Linked DNA regions of Homo sapiens: region 2 is linked to region 1. The links are chromatin contacts, found by Hi-C or POLR2A ChIA-PET in ENCODE. All regions are on one chromosome and are shown on one strand. The core of a region is the stretch at or near the end of the contact, and the rest is flanking DNA. Distances in the headings are between cores, read along the strand shown. Region 1 holds the start of PAX9 (paired box 9). Region 2 holds the start of SSTR1 (somatostatin receptor 1).

The links. A loop is a pair of places that touch in the nucleus more often than their neighbours do. ChIA-PET counts read pairs that join two places held with the same protein, here RNA polymerase II (POLR2A). Pooled maps may share reads with other maps.
Region 2: a loop to region 1 is called in a pooled map, with 19 times the contacts of the local background. The contact joins the promoter of SSTR1 here to the promoter of PAX9 in region 1. A Hi-C loop is called at or near these places in 7 of 50 pooled maps. POLR2A ChIA-PET finds 5 or more read pairs at or near these places in 2 of 52 experiments (activated CD4-positive, alpha-beta T cell and activated T-cell).

The regions. Positions count from the first base shown.
Region 1 is chr14:36,657,507-36,664,448 of GRCh38, forward strand. PAX9 (paired box 9) reads left to right here and starts at 4,354. Exons shown (of 4, transcript NM_001372076.1): 1 at 4,354-4,587; 2 at 5,391-6,017. The coding sequence starts at 4,584. It overlaps LOC105370455 (a long non-coding RNA gene), which reads right to left and starts at 1,243. Exons shown (of 2, transcript XR_943758.3): 1 at 1,038-1,243. RefSeq lists a promoter at 3,088-4,285, a cis regulatory region at 3,545-4,057 and enhancers at 4,822-5,333, 5,334-5,843, 5,844-6,354.
Region 2 is chr14:38,205,006-38,211,947 of GRCh38, forward strand. SSTR1 (somatostatin receptor 1) reads left to right here and starts at 2,899. Exons shown (of 3, transcript NM_001049.3): 1 at 2,899-3,099; 2 at 3,438-3,604; 3 at 4,041-6,942. The coding sequence starts at 4,385. The coding sequence ends at 5,560. It overlaps LOC124903303 (a long non-coding RNA gene), which reads right to left and starts at 4,282. Exons shown (of 2, transcript XR_007064117.1): 1 at 4,077-4,282; 2 at 2,210-3,271. RefSeq lists enhancers at 2,701-3,362, 4,346-5,049, 5,050-5,752.

The sequences.
Region 1 (6,942 bases), core at 3,104-5,603:
CCCCGGGTGATCGGAAACAGGCAGGCGGAGAATTAAAAGCGGGTTTCAGACAGCAACAGGCCCCTCCCCTGCTCTCGCAAGGAGAAAGCGGGCGACGAGCGCTCGCAGCCCGTGGGGCTGATCCCACCTCCCGCAGGGCTCCGGTCGTGTCGCTGTCGGACCGCAGAACGCCGGGACGCATTTCCGAGCTCGGGCCCGACCCAACCCGCTGCCATTCTAGCTACCTAGTGGAGCCGCGGAGAGACTCTTGAACCGTGAGGCTCCTTGATGAGAAGGTGGAGAGGCTGCCGGGCTATTCTCCGAGCATCTTCCGGCCGAGCTCTGCTCCTCTCCGTGCGCTTGCGGCTTCTCCTTGGGCTAGCGCGTCCGCAGTCCCTCCAAGTCCAGGCCGCAGGTCAGTGTGCGGGCGCCTCCTGTCCTCCTCTCCCACCAGAGGACCCCTGAGGGCTGTCTCCATCCCCAATCCCCGCGACTGCTCCTTTTAGCCGCCATCCCCTCCCGCAGCGCAGATCCTGCAGGGGCCAGCGGTCCAGGGCGGACCCTCCCTCGCCCTGGGCGCGGGGCGAGCTTCTGGCTGTCACTTGCCGCTGCAGTTTCAGGGAAACTCAGCTGGCCGCTTACCCTGCAAGACGGGGACATAGCAGAGGGCCGAGTTCTGGAGAAGCTGGGCTTGTTTTTCTCTCTGCACCGCGCGCAATGCCCCAACTGACCCTGAAGGGTCTTGCCTTTACTGCATTTGCCCCCAGACGGCTAGAAGTCAATGCACTATGAAAATCCCAGTCCCGGACCTCGGACTCTGGCTGTCTTACAATCCCTGCAACTCCTCCGAGTGGACAAGAGGCGGGCACCGTCGCCTGGGCCTCGCTTGGGGGGGGGGGGTCCTGTCCCCAGCAGGGGGCAAGTTGGAGGAATCAGCTCCTTAATATTTTCTGCTAGCTCTGCTTGTCATAACTGCAACTCGGAATAGAACAACCTCTCTCCCGTGCATACGCACCCCCAACTCTCGCCCTATCCTCCCATCCACAGTCATCACTGACCTGTAGACCCGGAGGAGCAGGCTTCCGGGGGTCGGTCCAGGTTGGGGATACAGGGAGGGGTCCTCGCGTTCCGCACAACCTGTAGTGCTTGGGTCTGACTTCGGCAGCCCTCGGGTACAGTCTGCCGGGCTAGATTCCCGTTGCTTCTCCGCGTCTCTCCGCGGGCCGCTCTAGCGCCGGGAAGGGGGCGCCGCAGGTGACTGCCCGCGGCACTGGGACGGCTGACAGATTTATGGAGACTTCACAGCATCTGGCTGGGGTCCGCGAGGGCAGGGCGGAGTCCGGTCGATCCGATGCTGGGGTCTAAAGCTTCCCCAGCCACACGCCTGGGCCGAGTCGCCCCCAGAGTCCCCGGCCCCTGCTCCCCTTGGGCGGGTGTACACAAGGATCCGGCCAGCGCCGAGTGTACTGGTTCCTCCCACCCAGTGTAGCCCCCTCCTTCACACTCTCGGCCCGGCTTCCAGTCTCCCACTGAGTAAATATTTATCCAGAGAGCGAGTCGCCCCTCGGAGGAGGCCTCGACGCGGCTAGGGAAAGGCTTTTTGGCTTCTCCCTGGCCTGAGCCAGCTGCAGGCCTTACTGGTGTTTTGGTTTTGGTCTTAAATTTCTCCTTTTAGTCGAAATTCTTCCGATCTCTTTGAGATCTTCTGAGTCCAGAGTGAGCAGTGTAACCAGGCGGCAGACTCCAGCTGACCCTTGTTCTTGTTCTAGGTCCTGCATCCTTACATTCATCGGGACTGACCAGACCTTAGTGTTCTCTCTTTTCCTTCCTTCATCCTCTTTCTCTGCCTCAGATCCGTCGTCTCTCGGTCGGTCTCAGCGGGTCGCTGACTACCTCGCCCTAGCACTCGGTCCGCGCCCCGGGAAGGCTTCAGCATCACCCTCTTCTGCTGGGATCCCGCTGACCCTGTCTGCAGCTTCGGCTTCTCTTGCTCCCAGAGCGGGGTCTTCGGCTTGCCGCGGATACTTAGTGGCCCAAAACACCTAAAATTGACTCTTCCTGCGCTCTTGAGAATGCCAAGAGCACCCAGTACCTGCAACCGCCGGCATGAGTGGGGCCTGCGGGGAGCCGCCAGAGCTGCGGACAGGCCCCCTGCCCACTGAGTTGCTACCCCTGGCACGCCCAGGGGATCCGCAGCAGCTGAGGCCACATGGTCACAGCCAAGTTCAGCAGGTGGAAAGGGAGAGATGGCATTGAACCTATGTGAGAACTGGGAAGATGTGTGGCAGCTGAAGGAGTTGGTAGGAACAAGAGGGAGTTGTATGTTACCTCCATATAACCAGAGCTCTAAACCATATCAGTTTCTGAACCAGTCTAGGCTGGTGCTGCAGAACTGCTAAAGCTCTCGCAGAGTCCCCAGACCCCCCGCGGGACATGAGGTCTTGCCTGTTCGTATGCGAACATCCTTGTACCCGCCTAGCAGCCCTGCAGACTGCAAATTTTCCCTGGGTGCACGGAAGTAGAGCAGATTTGGCGCAGAGGTCGATACTCACTGCCTGTCTGTGAGGGGGGAGGAGGATTCCTTCCTGGTCAAGTTGCCGGGCATGTTCATTCCCTCCCGCAAGCCTAAGGCAGAGTCATAAGCTCCCCTACGATGCGGCAAAGTCTCAACTAATTTATCTACCAGCCTTAAGAAGGAGCTGCTGCTTCTAAAATCTTTAGATTTCCGAAGGCTCTCCTTGTGTAAAAATGCCAGGCGGTGCCACACGATGTCACCCAACAGGTATTGGAGGTCAGACCAGGCTGAAATTGCTATCAAGTCAAACTTCAAGAAGATTTTAAACATTTGAAACCAACCAACAAAAAGGGACAAGTTCAAGTATGTCTAGTTGTGGGATTTCCCCCAAGATTCCGATTCTAAAGAGTGGTGTTTTAGTTCATCTTTACCTTTCACATCCTCCATTCTGTTAGGTAATTTTGAATTTAGAGTGCATCCTAACCATAGAAGTGGGAATCTGGAGATCTGTTCCTTTGCAGAAGCATGGCTGATCATAGTTTTTTCCTGGGTTCTTGCAACTTACTGACCTGAGATCTGGGACCAGTCAGCTTCTCTGGGTGTAGACCGCAGCCACACACATCCCTGGGGACTGTTGGGGAAGCAGCCTGAATCCTGTGTGCACAAGGAGCCTTCTGGATTGTCAAGTAGCAGTAACAGAGTTCACGACCCCAAGCAGTACAAACTCCCAAATTCACGAAAATATTTCTCTTCTTGTTTATTATTTTGATTCACATTCTCCACAACCCTAACTGCAAATATTAATAACTTTGGCTGCAAAAAAGCATACGGTACACTTTAGATTAGACTTACAGTGAATAAAAGTGAAAATTCAGAAGTAGGCAGAACGACAGGGCCTCTGGAGCTTAATGGAAGACGAGGGAATTACATCCATGTGCAGCGTCGGTGTCCACTGTCTTGGGACTAAGTCTCTTTCATATTTAAACAAAACTCTTTCGAGAGGGCTCGCTGGTTTGGAGAACCCTCACAAACGCTGCCACCGAGGGCCAGGGGCCCAGGACAGTGGCTGAATGTGGCAGAGCCTTGGGCTCCGTAGTGAGTGCCCCACGCACTGGCAATTGGTCGACTTGGGGCTGTGCGCTAGCGTTAGCCGCCTGTGGTTCAGTTCCCCGCACACGGCGTGGCCCGTGCCTCGAGCCTGTGTGGCTAGTGGTTGGCCGGTCCACCTGGACTGGGGGGTCGCCGCAGGAAGCTGGCGGTAGGAGGAACCTCCCTGGCCTTAACAGTGGCCCCCACCTGTGGCTCGGGCTCCCCGCAACCTCCTGGTTTCTTTGGCCGGCCTATCTTCTCACACCTGCGCTCTCGCCACCTGGCATGGACTGAAGTGAGGTAGAATCGGCAGGTGACACAGATCCTCTCCTGACAGTCCCCAGAGGCCCGCATGACAGATTTTGCTAAGACAACTCCCTCACCCCTGTGCACGGTGGCGCCCGCCTCCCACCTATAGCCTTAACTTCAATTCTGAGATGTCCATCGTTCCCCGGAGGAGGTCTCCTCGGGCCCCTTCTCCCTTCGAGTCATTCACATTCAGACCAAACGCTTTCATTTGTTTATTCAGCATTTTACCAGCCTGATTTTGCTGTCTTTTTGTGCCGCTTCTGGGAAGATGTCAAACACCCATTTTCATTGTATTTAGTCACCCAGGTGGGGAGCTAGCCTGAAAGAGACAGCGGAAGGAGTTTCCTGGACTGCGCTGTCGCTCACCGACCCGCACCAATCACCATGCAGCTTGCCCTCGGACCCGCCCCTTTTAGGGCGTGTCCCCAGTGAGTGATAGACGGAGCCGCCCTGCCCTGCTCAGCCCAGCCCACGTTGCTGCTTAGATTGAAATGCAGAACTCAAGCCTCTTTCATCGGGGCACAGACTTCCTTTTACTTCTTCCTTTTGCCCTCTCGCCTCCTCCTCCTGGGAAGAAGCGGAGGCGCCGGCGGTCGGCCGGGATAGCAACAGGCCGGGCCACTGAGGCGGTGCGGAAAGTTTCTGTCTGGGAGTGCGGAACTGGGGCCGGGTTGGTGTACTGCTCGGAGCAATGGGTGAGTGGCGGCGGGGGACTCTGTCAGAGCCGGGAAGGGAGGGAGGGAGCGAGCGGGCAAGGGAGGGAGGGAGGGAGGGAGCGCGAGGGCGCGCGCCACTAGGCGCTCACATTCTCTATTGACTTTGCTCGTGTTCCTACAAGTTGTAGGAACACGCTAAGGGTCAGCGGCGCACAGCAGTTCAATGTGAACGCTGGCTACTGGGTGGCTGTTGATGCCATTTTCTGATTTTAAGAGAAGGGAGCTGTGGCATCAGCGAGCCCCTCAGCCCGAGTAGCAAACCAAGTTTTGTTTCACACGCGCGCACACATGCAAACAAAACAGGAAAAGAAAAGAAAAGAAAACAAACAACAACAAATAAAACACCCTCTAGCTTCCCCTAGACTTTGTTTAACTGGCCGGGTCTCCAGAAGGAACGCTGGGGATGGGATGGGTGGAGAGAGGGAGCGGCTCAAGGACTTTAGTGAGGAGCAGGCGAGAAGGAGCACGTTCAGGCGTCAAGACCGATTTCTCCCCCTGCTTCGGGAGACTTTTGAACGCTCGGAGAGGCCCGGCATCTCACCACTTTACTTGGCCGTAGGGGCCTCCGGCACGGCAGGAATGAGGGAGGGGGTCCGATTGGACAGTGACGGTTTGGGGCCGTTCGGCTATGTTCAGGGACCATATGGTTTGGGGACAGCCCCAGTAGTTAGTAGGGGACGGGTGCGTTCGCCCAGTCCCCGGATGCGTAGGGAGGCCCAGTGGCAGGCAGCTGTCCCAAGCAGCGGGTGCGCGTCCCTGCGCGCTGTGTGTTCATTTTGCAGAGCCAGCCTTCGGGGAGGTGAACCAGCTGGGAGGAGTGTTCGTGAACGGGAGGCCGCTGCCCAACGCCATCCGGCTTCGCATCGTGGAACTGGCCCAACTGGGCATCCGACCGTGTGACATCAGCCGCCAGCTACGGGTCTCGCACGGCTGCGTCAGCAAGATCCTGGCGCGATACAACGAGACGGGCTCGATCTTGCCAGGAGCCATCGGGGGCAGCAAGCCCCGGGTCACTACCCCCACCGTGGTGAAACACATCCGGACCTACAAGCAGAGAGACCCCGGCATCTTCGCCTGGGAGATCCGGGACCGCCTGCTGGCGGACGGCGTGTGCGACAAGTACAATGTGCCCTCCGTGAGCTCCATCAGCCGCATTCTGCGCAACAAGATCGGCAACTTGGCCCAGCAGGGTCATTACGACTCATACAAGCAGCACCAGCCGACGCCGCAGCCAGCGCTGCCCTACAACCACATCTACTCGTACCCCAGCCCTATCACGGCGGCGGCCGCCAAGGTGCCCACGCCACCCGGGGTGCCTGCCATCCCCGGTTCGGTGGCCATGCCGCGCACCTGGCCCTCCTCGCACTCCGTCACCGACATCCTGGGCATCCGCTCCATCACCGACCAAGGTAGGGGCTCAGAGGCTGGGCGTGTGGATGTGCAGCGTCTGCCCCCGCACTCTCGCGGAGGTCCCAGTATCTGCAGCCTCAGGGACACTGTCTTTCCCACCACCTGAGGCTTTTTCCTTTGGAAACGTAAGGAGTCTTCCTAGGGGGTGTTCTGATCTCATTAACTTGAAACTCATGCCCCTGGTTTCCTTGCCACACACAGTCTTCTGCCTCATCTCAAACTACCAGACCCATAACATCCCCCCATCCCCAACACATGGTTCGCATTTTCCACCCTCCCCCGCCTCTCGCGCCGAGGCAGCCTCAGCCCGGCTTGCTCACTTGGAGAGTGCGGCCGGGGCTGGACTTGGGGCGCAGCCCGGGAGGCCCGAGCCTGCTTGGGGCTGCCGGCTGCAGACTCCGCTGTGGGCAGAGCAGCTTGCTTGGGGATCACTACGGCCGGGAGAAGTCTGGCCGGGAGGAGTCCAGCACGCCTTGGAAATTGAAGTATTCTCCGATTCTGGTAATCAGGCCAAATTTGCTCAGGCAGGAAGTTCAAATGTCACCTAATTGGTTTCGTTCTTATGCTTCACTTCATTTTCCTCGGAAATGGAGGTCCCGAAGTTACTACTAGTAACTTGCATGTAACTCATTCCCAGACGAAGTCATATTCACATTCTCTCTCTCTCTCTTTCTCTCTCCATTCACTTTCTAACTTAACAGACTTCACTGTATATATCTTAGGAAGGGAAGTGGCATCAGCCACTGCAGTGATGGAGATAAAATGCAGGCAATTCCATGCTGTCCTTTTACTGTTCTTTTCAGTTTTCCCTGAGCCTGCCACTTTCCTTTGGGGTCCCCGGGTCCCCGGGTCCCCGAGAATGCAAGTGGATATCTATCTAGTTCCTGCATGTTTTAAGCAGTGCCACCCCACTGTTTCTTTCCT
Region 2 (6,942 bases), core at 1,649-4,148, 1.5 Mb after region 1:
TGCTCAAGAATCTGCAACTTCCTAAATTGGAACATTTCATTTTCCCCTTTCTGGAAAACATCTCCTTCTTTTCTATCTATAAATGTTCATATCACAGAGGCATAGGAAAGATGGTAACCAAAGAGGGCTGGAGGACAGGTAACTTGTAGGGAGAAAACAAGCTCTTCCTAATCTTTTCAAGGTTTTAGACATGTGAACCTAAAAAGTTTTTAACAAGACAAGAAGATTGTTGAGTCCTGACTATTCACTGGCTGCGTTTTTTGCAAATTAAAGTGATCTCATGCCCATATCAGTTTTCCTTTTTCTTTGGAAATATTTACATTAAATTGAGATCTGAGGGGAAGATAGCGCTCTAACTGGGATCCTGCTTTTAATATAATTTGAAAATAGCTGCAACCCCAATCCACCTTCCTGGTGGCCCAGAAATGCCACCCTTTTTGTTTGTTTGTTTGTTTTTGTTGTTCATAGATTAGTTCACAAATACAATAATTAGAAATACATGACTGGGCTGAGCACGGTGGCTCACACGGGTAATACCAGCACTTTGTGAGGCTGAGACAGGAAAATTGCTTGAGCTAGGAATTCCACACCAGTCTGTGCAAGATAGGAAGACCCCATCTCTACAAAAACCTTAAAAATTAGCCAGGCATCGTGGGGCACACCTGTAGTCCCCAGCTACTCCAGAGGCTAAGGTGGGAGGATCACTTGAGCCTGAGACATCAAGGCTACAGTGAGCTGTGATTGTGCCACTACACTCCAGCCTGGGTGATAGAGCAAAACCCTGTCTCAAAATAATAATAATAATAATAATAATAATAATAATAATAATAATTTAAAAATAAATACATAACTGAAAAGATTTAATAATGCTGCATAGCTTATATCCATCTCAATCCCTCTCTTTGTCTTTCTCTCATGCTTTTTAAAATTGAAGTAAAACTCCCATAATATAAAATTTATAATTTTAGTCATTTTTGAAGTGTACAATTCAGGGATTTTTAGCATATTCACAATGTTATGCAATCATCACCACTATCTAATTCCAGAACATTTTCACCACTCAAAAAAGAAAGCTCATACCCATTAAGCAGTCCTTCCTCTTTCCCCTCTGCCCCCAGCCCCTGGCAACCACTAACGTACCTTGTCTGTATGTATTGCCTGCCCTGGGCATGTCATATAAATGGAATCATGCCACACGTGGCCTTTTGTGTCTGGCTTCTTTCCCTTTGCATAGTGTTTTCAAGCTTCGTCTACGCTGAAGCAGGTATTAGTACTTCATTTCTTTTTATGGTTGAATACTATTCCATTGTATGGATATACCACAATTTATTAATTCAGCAATTGATGGATATTTGGATTGTTTCTAATTTTTGGCTATTATGAATAGTGCTGCTATGAATGTTCATGCACAAGTTTTTGATTAAACACCTGTTTTCAATTTTGAGGAGTAAATAGAAGTGGAATTGCTGGCTCATATGGTCATTCTTTTAAACTTTTAAACTTTTTAAGCAATTGCCAAAATTTTTTTCTGAAGTTGCTGCATCATTTTTTATTCCCACCAGCAATGTATGAGTGTTCTAATTTCTCCACATTCTCACTAACGTTTATTTTTTGTTTTTAAAAATGTTCTTATAGCCATCCTAGTGGGTGAAAAGTGGCATCTCAAAAAAATAAAAATAAAAAGCATTCTCACGTCAGGTCTTAAGTTTTCTTCTTTTGTATATGAGGCCACAAAATTGAGAGAAATTTTCCCTAAGATGAGCTGAAAGTGAATTTAATGAAATTCTGAACAACAGAGCTGTTTTTCACTGACTCCCATCACACACTTCCCAAAGAGCAACCATGATCAAAGCCAAGGCATCTAAATAATGACTGTTGAAATCCAAGCTCCCAGAGGTACAGATAGTCAGGTGTCTTTAGTCAGTGATTGGCAGAGGCATCTAAGGCATTATATGAGGCTTGGCTAGTAAAATGCTCTTCTGGGATTCTGGGACAATACCCACTCTCTTTTCTTTTAACTTAATGAACATTTATTTTCTCTCCATATGTGCTGTATTTGTAAAGGAAAAATAAATATAACTAAACACCAATTGTACATTCCACTTTAAAGAAGGCAATTTGTTCAGGTAAAATAATGGGTTAAAACAGTTTCAGCCGTATGAAATTTCAAATTCCATCCTAGCACATTCCTCATTAATAATTGCACACATTCCTATGAAAGTCTGTCATTTATTTTAGTCTTTGATTGCTATCATCAACACACTACAGAAGTTATTCTTTCCTGTTCAAGACAATTAGTTTTGGGAACTAAAACACATGCAGTATATGTAAGTGATTACCTGGATAAAGCAACAGGGCATTAGGAAATATACTTTTTTGTTTTTAATTTCTGCATCCATTTCTTCATTCTGGACCGGTACAGATAGCCTCCATGAGGAGTTTAGCCTCTCCTTGGAGTAAACTCTACTGAGAGGAGGAAAACTGAGACTTACAGTACAGCGGGCACAGCCTGGTTGAGGAGAAGGAGAAACTAAGGAAAAACTGGAGACAGCAAAGCTTGAAGGAGGCAGAGCACTAAGCTGCTGCGGGTCACTCTTCCTGTGAACAGGCTAGTTTCAAATAAAGGCTTGCAGGGATCTTACCGAGCAAAGCAACGTTTATGAAAAGGAACAGGGAAGTTGCATGGAGTGTGATTCTTCCTTCCACAGGAACAGTTGGAAAGCCAAAGAGACCCTAGAGTAAGAATGGTGGTAAGTCCCAGGGTTCGTTTAAAATCCTGATAACGGAACATACATTCTTTCTTACGGGAAAACCGTTTTGATTCTTAAATGAAGTCAGTGAGCTTCAGGCTTGCCTACATTGATATCTCCTAATGGTTTGGGCACGTGACCCAGAGCCAGCTCACAAATCAAGCCTCAGAAAGAGCTGACATCCTAGCTCTTCCCGGAAAAACTCGAATGTCGCCCTGCCGTTCCTGGGGTTGGTGACAGGTCTGGTCATCGCACGGCGGCAGCTCCTCACCTGGATTTAGAAGAGCTGGCGTCCCCGCCCGCCCAAGCCTTTAAACTCTCGTCTGCCAGAACCCGCCAACTCTCCAGGGTACAAAGTACAGCAGGGACGCGGGTGGAGCCCTTCCAAGCGGCGCAGCCTTATCTTTCCCGAGTGAACACCTAGGTGGATTCCCAACACCGCGCCTGGCACGTTTCTGGAGGGAGTCTCAAGCTCCTCCAGAGCTCCCAGCTGCGCGTCCTCGTTTCTGCAGTCGATATTCCTGTGGGAGACACGGGGGGCTCTGAGCGCTACGAGCTTTATTAAGAGATTTGCGAATGGTTCACTCAGGTCCCTGAACACTCCCAATAGCCTAAGCTGCCTGCTGTGTTATAGCGCAGAAGCCCCTAACGCACGGTGGTTGTCCTTTCTTCTCATAACGCTCGCAGCTTAGGGCCAGTTTCCGCGATTCTAAGAGTAATTGCGTGGGCACCTGTGCTGGGGCCAGGCGCAAAGAAGGGAGTTGGTCTGCGCGAAGATCGTCAACCTGCTAACAGACCGCACATGCACTTTGCACCGACCATCTACGTCTCAGTCTGGAGGTTGCGCACTTTGGGTAAGGAGGGCCCGGAACTTCCCTGGCGGGTCTGAGCTGCAAGGCAAGCGAGGGTGGGAAGAGGGAATTTAGGGTTCTGGACTGCGGGACGGGAGAGAAGCTGGGGTCTCCAGAGAAAAGGGCAGCAATGGAGGGAAACTGAGATGAACTCCAGACATCCATGTTCATGGATCCGTTTGAGTCTTTGCTTTGGGTAGGAGAGGAGTGGAATGAGACAGAATCTATACCTTTGGTTCCCACCCGCCCTCCAGTAAGGCCGAGGAACTCTCTTGGTTCCTCTGAGAGCAAGAGGCAGATGGTGCTGCGAGGGAACCCCGGAAGGAGCCACTAAAGTTGAGCAGAGTGCAGGACTGGGAAGGAAAAAAATGGGGGGCGGGGGGGACAAGCCACCTATGTGCTCTCCTCCCTTTCTCCACCCCACCCCCTTTTTTCGTAGCTGCTGACGCGCTGGTGGTGCCTATTAATCATTTACCAGTCCAGAGCCGCGCCAGTTAATGGCTGTGCCGTGCGGTGCTCCCACATCCTGGCCTCTCCTCTCCACGGTCGCCTGTGCCCGGGCACCCCGGAGCTGCAAACTGCAGAGCCCAGGCAACCGCTGGGCTGTGCGCCCCGCCGGCGCCGGTAGGAGCCGCGCTCCCCGCAGCGGTTGCGCTCTACCCGGAGGCGCTGGGCGGCTGTGGGCTGCAGGCAAGCGGTCGGGTGGGGAGGGAGGGCGCAGGCGGCGGGTGCGCGAGGAGAAAGCCCCAGCCCTGGCAGCCCCACTGGCCCCCCTCAGCTGGGATGTTCCCCAATGGCACCGCCTCCTCTCCTTCCTCCTCTCCTAGCCCCAGCCCGGGCAGCTGCGGCGAAGGCGGCGGCAGCAGGGGCCCCGGGGCCGGCGCTGCGGACGGCATGGAGGAGCCAGGGCGAAATGCGTCCCAGAACGGGACCTTGAGCGAGGGCCAGGGCAGCGCCATCCTGATCTCTTTCATCTACTCCGTGGTGTGCCTGGTGGGGCTGTGTGGGAACTCTATGGTCATCTACGTGATCCTGCGCTATGCCAAGATGAAGACGGCCACCAACATCTACATCCTAAATCTGGCCATTGCTGATGAGCTGCTCATGCTCAGCGTGCCCTTCCTAGTCACCTCCACGTTGTTGCGCCACTGGCCCTTCGGTGCGCTGCTCTGCCGCCTCGTGCTCAGCGTGGACGCGGTCAACATGTTCACCAGCATCTACTGTCTGACTGTGCTCAGCGTGGACCGCTACGTGGCCGTGGTGCATCCCATCAAGGCGGCCCGCTACCGCCGGCCCACCGTGGCCAAGGTAGTAAACCTGGGCGTGTGGGTGCTATCGCTGCTCGTCATCCTGCCCATCGTGGTCTTCTCTCGCACCGCGGCCAACAGCGACGGCACGGTGGCTTGCAACATGCTCATGCCAGAGCCCGCTCAACGCTGGCTGGTGGGCTTCGTGTTGTACACATTTCTCATGGGCTTCCTGCTGCCCGTGGGGGCTATCTGCCTGTGCTACGTGCTCATCATTGCTAAGATGCGCATGGTGGCCCTCAAGGCCGGCTGGCAGCAGCGCAAGCGCTCGGAGCGCAAGATCACCTTAATGGTGATGATGGTGGTGATGGTGTTTGTCATCTGCTGGATGCCTTTCTACGTGGTGCAGCTGGTCAACGTGTTTGCTGAGCAGGACGACGCCACGGTGAGTCAGCTGTCGGTCATCCTCGGCTATGCCAACAGCTGCGCCAACCCCATCCTCTATGGCTTTCTCTCAGACAACTTCAAGCGCTCTTTCCAACGCATCCTATGCCTCAGCTGGATGGACAACGCCGCGGAGGAGCCGGTTGACTATTACGCCACCGCGCTCAAGAGCCGTGCCTACAGTGTGGAAGACTTCCAACCTGAGAACCTGGAGTCCGGCGGCGTCTTCCGTAATGGCACCTGCACGTCCCGGATCACGACGCTCTGAGCCCGGGCCACGCAGGGGCTCTGAGCCCGGGCCACGCAGGGGCCCTGAGCCAAAAGAGGGGGAGAATGAGAAGGGAAGGCCGGGTGCGAAAGGGACGGTATCCAGGGCGCCAGGGTGCTGTCGGGATAACGTGGGGCTAGGACACTGACAGCCTTTGATGGAGGAACCCAAGAAAGGCGCGCGACAATGGTAGAAGTGAGAGCTTTGCTTATAAACTGGGAAGGCTTTCAGGCTACCTTTTTCTGGGTCTCCCACTTTCTGTTCCTTCCTCCACTGCGCTTACTCCTCTGACCCTCCTTCTATTTTCCCTACCCTGCAACTTCTATCCTTTCTTCCGCACCGTCCCGCCAGTGCAGATCACGAACTCATTAACAACTCATTCTGATCCTCAGCCCCTCCAGTCGTTATTTCTGTTTGTTTAAGCTGAGCCACGGATACCGCCACGGGTTTCCCTCGGCGTTAGTCCCTAGCCGCGCGGGGCCGCTGTCCAGGTTCTGTCTGGTGCCCCTACTGGAGTCCCGGGAATGACCGCTCTCCCTTTGCGCAGCCCTACCTTAAGGAAAGTTGGACTTGAGAAAGATCTAAGCAGCTGGTCTTTTCTCCTACTCTTGGGTGAAGGTGCATCTTTCCCTGCCCTCCCCTGTCCCCCTCTCGCCGCCCGCCCGCCACCACCACTCTCACTCCACCCAGAGTAGAGCCAGGTGCTTAGTAAAATAGGTCCCGCGCTTCGAACTCCAGGCTTTCTGGAGTTCCCACCCAAGCCCTCCTTTGGAGCAAAGAAGGAGCTGAGAACAAGCCGAATGAGGAGTTTTTATAAGATTGCGGGGTCGGAGTGTGGGCGCGTAATAGGAATCACCCTCCTACTGCGCGTTTTCAAAGACCAAGCGCTGGGCGCTCCCGGGCCGCGCGTCTGCGTTAGGCAGGGCAGGGTAGTGCAGGGCACACCTTCCCCGGGGTTCGGGGTTCGGGGTTCGGTTGCAGGGCTGCAGCCCGCCTTGGCTTTCTCCCTCACCCAAGTTTCCGGAGGAGCCGACCTAAAAGTAACAATAGATAAGGTTTCCTGCTCCAGTGTATCTCAAAAGACCGGGCGCCAGGGGCGGGGGACCTAGGGCGACGTCTTCAGAGTCCGCCAGTGTTGGCGGTGTCGCCGCAACCTGCAGGCTCCCGAGTGGGGCCTGCCTGGTCTCTAGAGGGTTGCTGCCTTTCAAGCGGTGCCTAAGAAGTTATTTTCTTGTTTAACATATATATTTATTAATTTATTTGTCGTGTTGGAAAATGTGTCTCTGCTTTCCTTTTCTCTGCTTGCCTAGCCCCAGGTCTTTTCTTTGGGACCCTGGGGGCGGGCATGGAAGTGGAAGTAGGGGCAAGCTCTTGCCCCACTC